Regions from separate parts of the Homo sapiens genome. Here regions 1 and 3 are each linked to region 2. A link is an interaction called in ENCODE POLR2A ChIA-PET data of the cell type or tissue named here. Cell type or tissue: PC-9. All regions are shown on one strand.

Region 1 (2,500 bases), 940 kb after region 2:
ACCAAACCAAAGAAGCAAAATAAGTCCACACTGGAATAGGAACTTATACTTCAACAACTTAGCACGAGATATTTTACAATCTCATAGCCACTTTTACTCAACTCAGAAAGCAACTCAGCTGAAAGTAGCTCATGTCTTCTGGGAACACAATTCTGAATATTTTATAGCTTATCTATTTCCTATATTGTTCTTATTAGCTGATGGACTGCTCACAATTCCCTGAGGCAACGCTATTATATCAAAAATGAGGTTGTGAGAGCTAACTGATTCATTCAAAATCAAGTTAAAGGCAGAGCTGGAATTGAAGGAGTTGTTCTTAAGGTATGTTACCCAGCCTCTAACATGGATAACTAAAAACTATTAGCTACTTTTATAGAATCATAGATCCACAAAGTTTTAGAAACAAAAGTTACAGAAATAATCCCTCGATTCCAAAAATATCGGTAACAAACAAAAGGGATATTTAGTTAAAAATATTACTTTAAAACTTGTAAGACCTAGTAACTGAAAGTTTTCAAGGTTCAAAAAAACTAAAAAACCTAAATGTGTTCTGTATACAAACTAATTGTTAAGACTCTGCCCAAACTGAAGCTGTACCTTCACTTTTGTTCTTCTCTTGATAAACTTTTATTTTAATCCAGATATCAAGATTTCTGAATTTAAAGGAAAGTCTGCATATGAAAGGAGCAGAATTCTCTGTCACTGATAGTTCACTGACCTTATTAGAGAAAGTATAGATAGGACTCTTGATATCTGCTGACTTGATGAGGGTCAAGGCCTCTGGAGCTCAGCAGCAGCCCTGACTTCCTCTTACAAGTGGAAACTTACCACCCCAGGCCCAGCTCAGCCCAAGTCCCAACTTCAGTCTCATCTCAGCCCCAGGCTCACCCAGCCTAAGTCCCAGGCCCAGGCCCAAACCCAGGACCAGACTCAGGCCTGGATCATGTCTCACTCAGCCTCAGCCCCAGGCCAAGACCCAGATCCAGCGTCAGAACAAGCCCCAGTTCCAGCCTCAGACCCAGCCCCAGCTCCAGCTTCAGACCCAGACCCAGATGCAGGCCCACACACACGCTCCACAGCCTGGCTCCTGCACTCAGGTCTCTTTTCTTTGCCCTGTGCCCTTAGGATTCATATGGATACTAAGGCAAACACTACCTGCTTTTAAGAGAGAAATAAAATGGTGTGAAGTAGGGATATAGATGACTTATGACAGTAAGAGAAATCTGACATAGTTGACTCCATCTTGCTTCTAACCACCAAGCTATCCTTGGTCATTCCTGGGCATAGACCAAGCTGACTTTGGGAAAAATTTAGTTTACAGTTTAACCTTAAAGCAAGGATGACAATAGTCCTTCCCAAAACTAAATCACCTTTGTAAAACAAATGAAAGGCCACAAGGTTAGGATTCTGAGAGAGGCCTGAACTCTGTTGAAATGTGGGCATAGTTTCTATAATCCCTAATGCTCAGGAGTCATGCGTCCACAGGTTACAAGATTTGTGACTTCCCCAATTACTCCTACAGATAAGATCACTGTTTTGGAACCTAAAGCTGGTTTTTTGAGATGTCTCTCAGACTGACGCCACCCAGACTCCTGGCTCTTGACTCAACCAATCCTGTGGACTCAGCACACAAGGACTGTTTTCCATACCCCTATGATTTCATCCCCAATCAGTCAACATTCCTCATTCCCTAGTCCCCTGCCCACCAAACTATCCTTGAAAACACCTACCCTCTGAGCCTTCAGGGAGATTGATTTGAGTAATAACTCTGCCTCCTGCAGTGAGCCGAGGCGTGGCTGGCCGCGCATCAACTAAACTCTTTCTTTACTATTAGTACCATGCCGTGGTCCCAGAGAATTTATTTTGTCTGTGCAGAAGGCAGGAAGAACTCATCTGGCAACTATAATTCTTAAAAACCTAGTAAAATTAGGCGAGTCTTTAATTTTCAGCAAATTGTGGTAGAGGGAACACCACTGTCTTTTTGTTCTCTGTATTATTTTTCTTTTTTTTTTTTCTTTTTTTTTTTGAGATGGAGTCTCACTCTGTCTCCCAGGCTGAAGTACAGTGGCGCGATCTCAGCTCACTGCAACCTCCGCCTCCCAGGTTCGAGAGATTCTCCTACCTCAGTCTCTTGAGTGGCTGGGATTACAAGTGCGCACCACCATGCCTGGCTAATGTTTGTATTTTTAGTAGAGACGGGGTCTCACCATGTTGGCCAAGCTGGTGTCAAAGTCTTGACCTCAAAAGATCCACTTGCCTTGGCCTCCCAAAGTGCTGGGATTACAGGATAAGCCACTGAGCCCAGCCTTCTCTGCATTTCTTTTCTACATGTAAAAACTTCATGACTAAACTTTCCTCATGGATGTTACATTGTTTTTACTCAGCTTTCTACCTGACTCTCTACATAGGTGTTGGCCATTTTCATGAGCTTGGCCATCCAGATAGAATATGTAGTTTATACCATTCCAGAGGCACCAATTATTTTCTGCTTTATTTACTG
Region 2 (2,500 bases):
AGATAAAATAGTAGTAGCAAGAGGGGGTGATAGGACCCAGTGTGTTTTTGTTTTGTTTTACTTTGTTTTTAGAAGTTGAAAGAGGCAGGTTGGCAATTGAAATGGAATTTCAAATCTCCTCATTAAAAAAAATTATTCCAACACACTTGGGGGATTGTCAACATGTTACATGGAAACTGACTCCTGTTTAATAGCAGATGTAAAGTTCCAGATTTGGAAAAAGAATTCGTTGCACACCTGAACATGACAAAGCTCTTTTTTGTTTTGTTTTAAGCAGAGAAAGGGGATTGAAGGAAGATGAATTTTCTTCCTACTCTGTTTCTGTTAGTTTGTCCCAAAGCCCAACTGTCTATGGGGGACCTTTTTTTATGAACAATTTTATAACTATGAAATTAAAATTAAAATTGGAATTTCACCCATACGCCTACCAATATAAAAAGCAAAATTTTTCTTTATTTTTGTTCCTTTGAAATCTTTGTTCATCTCACTATTTCCTATATTACTATTATCCCAATGCAGTTTTGAAATCACCTTCTGTTCTTTTCACTCAGAATATAATGTGTTATACATATTGTCTTCATAACTATCATTTAGATAACTGCATAAGTTTTTTGCCAAACGGATGCCCTGCAATCTGTTAGTTCGTCTTCTATTGGTTCAGTATTACAGCTCATGCTTCCAGGAACATCTCTAAGCACACACATTTTTCTTTTTTATTTTGGAGATGGGGGATAAGTGGGAATAACCTTTTTGGGTGAATTCCCAGGAAAGGGATTACTTCGGTAATGGTGCTTTCTAAAAGAATGCTAGTTGTGGTATAGATACAAGGTAACCTCAAGAACGTGAGTGGCATTTTGTAATATATATATTAAGCTCTACTTTTTCAACCCTGATTCAAAGCTTGATTCCCTCTCCATGAAGTCTGGTAAGCAGAAATTTCTGACAAGATACCTAGTCAGAAAAAGAGAGCTAGAAGAAACTAGTCACTGGGTTCTCTATCCTGGTAGCAGAACAGAAGGCACCTAAGCCACAGGAGAGAGAAAGCGAAAAAGGAAATCCACGCTGCATACCTTGGCATGCAGAGAGAGGCTGTCATACCCTCATTACTCGAGTCTGCTATTACGAAACAGAGCTGAGTAAGTCGTAAGTTAATGACTCGGAGTGAAAACAGTGATAGGGATGCTCTCATAGGAAAGCTGCCCTCCTGCAGTCATTTGGTGAGGGGCTCTATATTTTGGGCTGTGAGCCTTGCCTCCCTGCCCTTACTCTCCTGCACAAATGGGGACCCCTTAGCCTCTGATCTGTGGGCCCACATTCTGCAAAGCCTTTTCTAGTTTTTTCCTCTCTGTCCCTTGTCAGATATTCCAAACTTCCCCTATTCTTAAGGACCTATCACACTCCACCTCCACTTCTTTCAGTCTATGAACCTGGCTTATGAAGTGCTCAGAAATATCTTGTAAACTAAACTCTCTCATTTCACAGAGAAAGGTGAGGCTATCATGGAATGCCCTCAACTTGACAGAACTCCATTGCCACCCATCTACACCTTCTTTGTGGTGTATACCCAACCTTCCCTTTATTCTTAGTGAAAGAAATGTTTTCTCCTGTCCAAGGCTGGCCCTTCTCCCTGTGCTTTCAGACTCATCCTTTCTCATCTTTGCACAGACCTTTCTAATTCACTATTTACCCTCCCATCTGTCTTCAGCCTTTTCCTCTCTACTGCTCTATCTTCTTAGTACAGAATTATACTCAAGGTCTTCCCATTTTATACACACACACACACACACACACACACACACACACCACCCCACCCGAAGCCTGGCCTTAGGGATCCTGTGGCTATTTCCTGATCTCAGTCTTTCCCTTTTATACCTGCAACACTTATCTCTGGGTCATGATCTCCCAGTCCCTCCTTAGCTCCTTCAGGGACCTCCCTTCCCCACCACTTCATCAAGACTGCTTTGGAAATGGTCTCCTGTGATGTTCTGGCTGTAATATTCAAAGAACCATTTCCAGTGTCTCTCATTTGACATCTCTGTGGCATTTAGGCCTGTTGACTGTTACTTCCTTGGTGAAGGTCTATCCTCTAAGGTTTCACCTCACTGACTCTCCCCTCGATCTCCTTGACAAGTCTCCCCTCTCTACCCATTCATATTAGTGTTTTCTAGGACACATCTTTGTCTACTTTCTTTTTTAGGGGGTCGGTGGGGACGGAGTCTCGCTCTGTCGCCCAGGCTGGAGTGCAATGGCACGATCTTGGCTCACTGCAACCTCTGCCTCCCGGGTTCAAGCAATTCTCCTGCCTCAGCCTCCTGAGGCTGGGATTACAAGTGTGTGCCACCACGCCCGGCTAATTTTTGTGTTTTTTTAGTAGAGACGGGGTTTCACCATGTTGGCCAGGCTGGTCTTGAACTCCTGATCTTGTTTGTGATCTACCCACTGCAGCCTCCCAAAGTGCTGGGATTACAGGTATGAGCCACTGCACTCAGCCTTTGTCTAC
Region 3 (2,500 bases), 81 kb after region 2:
GGGATCATTCCTACCCCTTCCATATGTGTATCAATTACACTTAGGCCCCAATGCAGTGCTTGTATGCATTGAAAGAAAGAAGAGAGCAAGAAAGAGAGGCAACCGTGTGTGAAATGGCCATGACTTTTGTAGCGTAGTCAATGTACAGGAATTTATGATATAGCTTCCTCAGACGTCAATAAGTAAAACTCAATACAAAGGGGGTAATTTATTTATATGCGCAGGTAACCCAAATGTATTGCTGGTGAAGGATCTAATCAAGGCAATCATGCTTAAAATGCAATTAAAGTCAGCTATACCCAATGTTTCTCAAATCTTAGTATCATATGGACCCCTTTAAAAAATAAAGACTTTCTGATGAGACCCAGGGTTTATGTATATTGCTTTTTAATAATGTTTTTTGAATGTGTATAAAGCTGTTAACAAATGCCTTATACGCATAAGATCTTATATTATTGCAAACCAAAAAAAAGAAACAAATAAATTACAAACAAAATTGCAAACCTGATCATGTTCAAGTTAACAGCATTAATTTAATGTAGTAACTAAAACTAAATTTCTTCTCATCATGTGACAATCATACTGCCTTCTAAAGAGCATTCTCAGTATTTGGCCTGCCTTTCTATCTTGTGTACAATTCAATTCTTCTGCAACTCTCCCTTATAAGGTGGCCATCCATAGGAAACACCATATTCTTATACTCAATTTTTATATTATTATTGAAATGAAAAAACACAGGAAAGGTTTTCATAGTGAAGTATCCTACCCCAGAGAATGCACCTATGGATTCCACTTTGATAAACACTCTGTAACCAATGGATGGATTTGCCCATTCGCCCAGATGGTGATTGTTTGTACTCAGGCTCCCTAACTAAACAGGAAGCTGCTGGATAACGTGGGTCAGTTTCTATTCCCAGAACCTAGAATTCTTGTCCTCAGTTATTGTTGTAGTTGAATGAGTTGTTCTGAGAGTAGGAGTATCCATATCCAAAGAGAGAATGTTTGAGGGTGAGCAACCTCTGTCTGGGAGGCTGGCCACAGGCCCAGTGGGGTGTGCACACCAGCTGGCTCTCTGACTTCCTGCTCCTCTCCATAAAGTTCCTTTGCTATGACGTGGCCACAGGCAGCCTTCTGTGGGTCCCCTGGCTTTCTCCACATGCTTTGTTTCAGAAGGGAGAGGATGTGCTGACCCTCAGCCTCCTGAGTATTTTTATTCTCAGTCAAATTAACAAATTGGCAGTCTGGTGTTTGTGTGAGTCCCTTGAGAATTTAGATAATATGAGTCCAACCCCAAAAGCCTCACCACCTCTGGAAAAAAATAATGATAATGACCGTTATTGGAAGGGTTAAACAAGATAGTGTATGCAGTGTGCAGGCACTCTCCTAGAGTAGTGTGGAGTCATGGTTCCCAGTTGGGGAATGGAGCGATCAGATCCTTAACCCTAGGTTGGAATGTCTTTTGACTGGTGTGGGGATGGGTGGGAGTGGATATGGGACTGAATTGATATCAACCTGTTACATAAATTTTAAGTTATCTCTAATGCATTTTTAAAGCATTGCTTAAAAAAAAAAAAGACAAGTTGGGTATAGCTTTGGTTGTTTGAGGGGTGTGAGGAGGTTGTTGTTGTTTGTTTTGTTTTTCAGAGAAGGGGCTAGAGAGCAGAAGAGGACTGAAGCAGCCCCTGATTCCTAAATCGAGACTATGAAACTTCTGTGGCTGCCACCTCAGCCTCAGCCTACTCTGCATTGGTTCTGAGGAGCACTCTGTAGAGTTGGAAATAATTTCCCAGAGGGTCTAGAACACATTTAAGGATGCTGGGCAAAAATATTCATTGAATCATAATACTTATGTGGCTCCCAAAAGCAGGAGACACCAACCTCACACCATCAACAGCAATGGCATTTCTGTGTTATTTGTCTCTTGGAACTATTTGGGCATATATACAAATATGAGGAATAAGAATTGCCCTAACTTGGATAAATCAATAACTCTTTGCACTGTTGATAATATTATTTTCCTGAATGTCATGACATTGTAATATTTATAGGACCCTAAAGTAGCTAACTTTCTGTGGGTCACAGGAATGTTACTGTTTTAAACTATTGTTAAAGGAATTTCCAAGGTACTTTTTTTTATTATTATTATACTTTAAGTTTTAGGGTACATGTGCACAATGTGCAGGTTAGTTACATATGTATACATGTGCCATGCTGGTGTGCTGCACCCATTAACTCGTCATTTAGCATCAGGTATATCTCCTAATGCTATCCCTCCCACCTCCCCCCACCCCACAACAGTCCCCAGAGTGTGATGTTCCCCTTCCTGTGTCCATGTGTTCTCATTGTTCAATTCCCACTTATGAGTGAGAATATGCGGTGTTTGGTTTTTTGTTCTTGCGATAGTTTACTGAGAATGATGATTTCCAATTTCATCCACATCCCTACAAAGGACATGAACTCATCCTTCTTTATGGCTGCATAGTATTCCATGGTGTATATG

The links. Peaks named below come from ENCODE experiments on the same cell type or tissue, not always from the same donor. Only the 100,000 strongest peaks of a DNase experiment are listed, where the experiment ranks them.
Region 1: POLR2A ChIA-PET joins it to region 2 with 8 read pairs; 1 of 35 experiments calls an interaction of 5 or more read pairs at or near these places.
Region 3: POLR2A ChIA-PET joins it to region 2 with 7 read pairs; 2 of 35 experiments call an interaction of 5 or more read pairs at or near these places.

The regions. Positions count from the first base shown.
Region 1 is chr3:151,897,473-151,899,972 of GRCh38, forward strand. All of the region lies in intron 1 of AADACL2-AS1 (AADACL2 antisense RNA 1), which reads right to left. LOC105374159 (a long non-coding RNA gene) reads left to right here. Exons shown (of 3, transcript XR_924584.3): 2 at 198-321. Among named protein-coding and RNA genes, the nearest start is that of SUCNR1, 25 kb to the left of the region's middle. In PC-9, no CTCF peak of the experiment used is centred here; no DNase peak of the experiment used is centred here.
Region 2 is chr3:150,955,470-150,957,969 of GRCh38, forward strand. All of the region lies in intron 1 of CLRN1 (clarin 1), which reads right to left. Among named protein-coding and RNA genes, the nearest start is that of CLRN1-AS1, 16 kb to the right of the region's middle. In PC-9, no CTCF peak of the experiment used is centred here; a DNase peak (open chromatin) is centred at 1,122.
Region 3 is chr3:151,036,901-151,039,400 of GRCh38, forward strand. The region is part of intron 1 of CLRN1-AS1 (CLRN1 antisense RNA 1); the gene reads left to right. Among named protein-coding and RNA genes, the nearest start is that of MED12L, 48 kb to the right of the region's middle. In PC-9, no CTCF peak of the experiment used is centred here; a DNase peak (open chromatin) is centred at 1,081.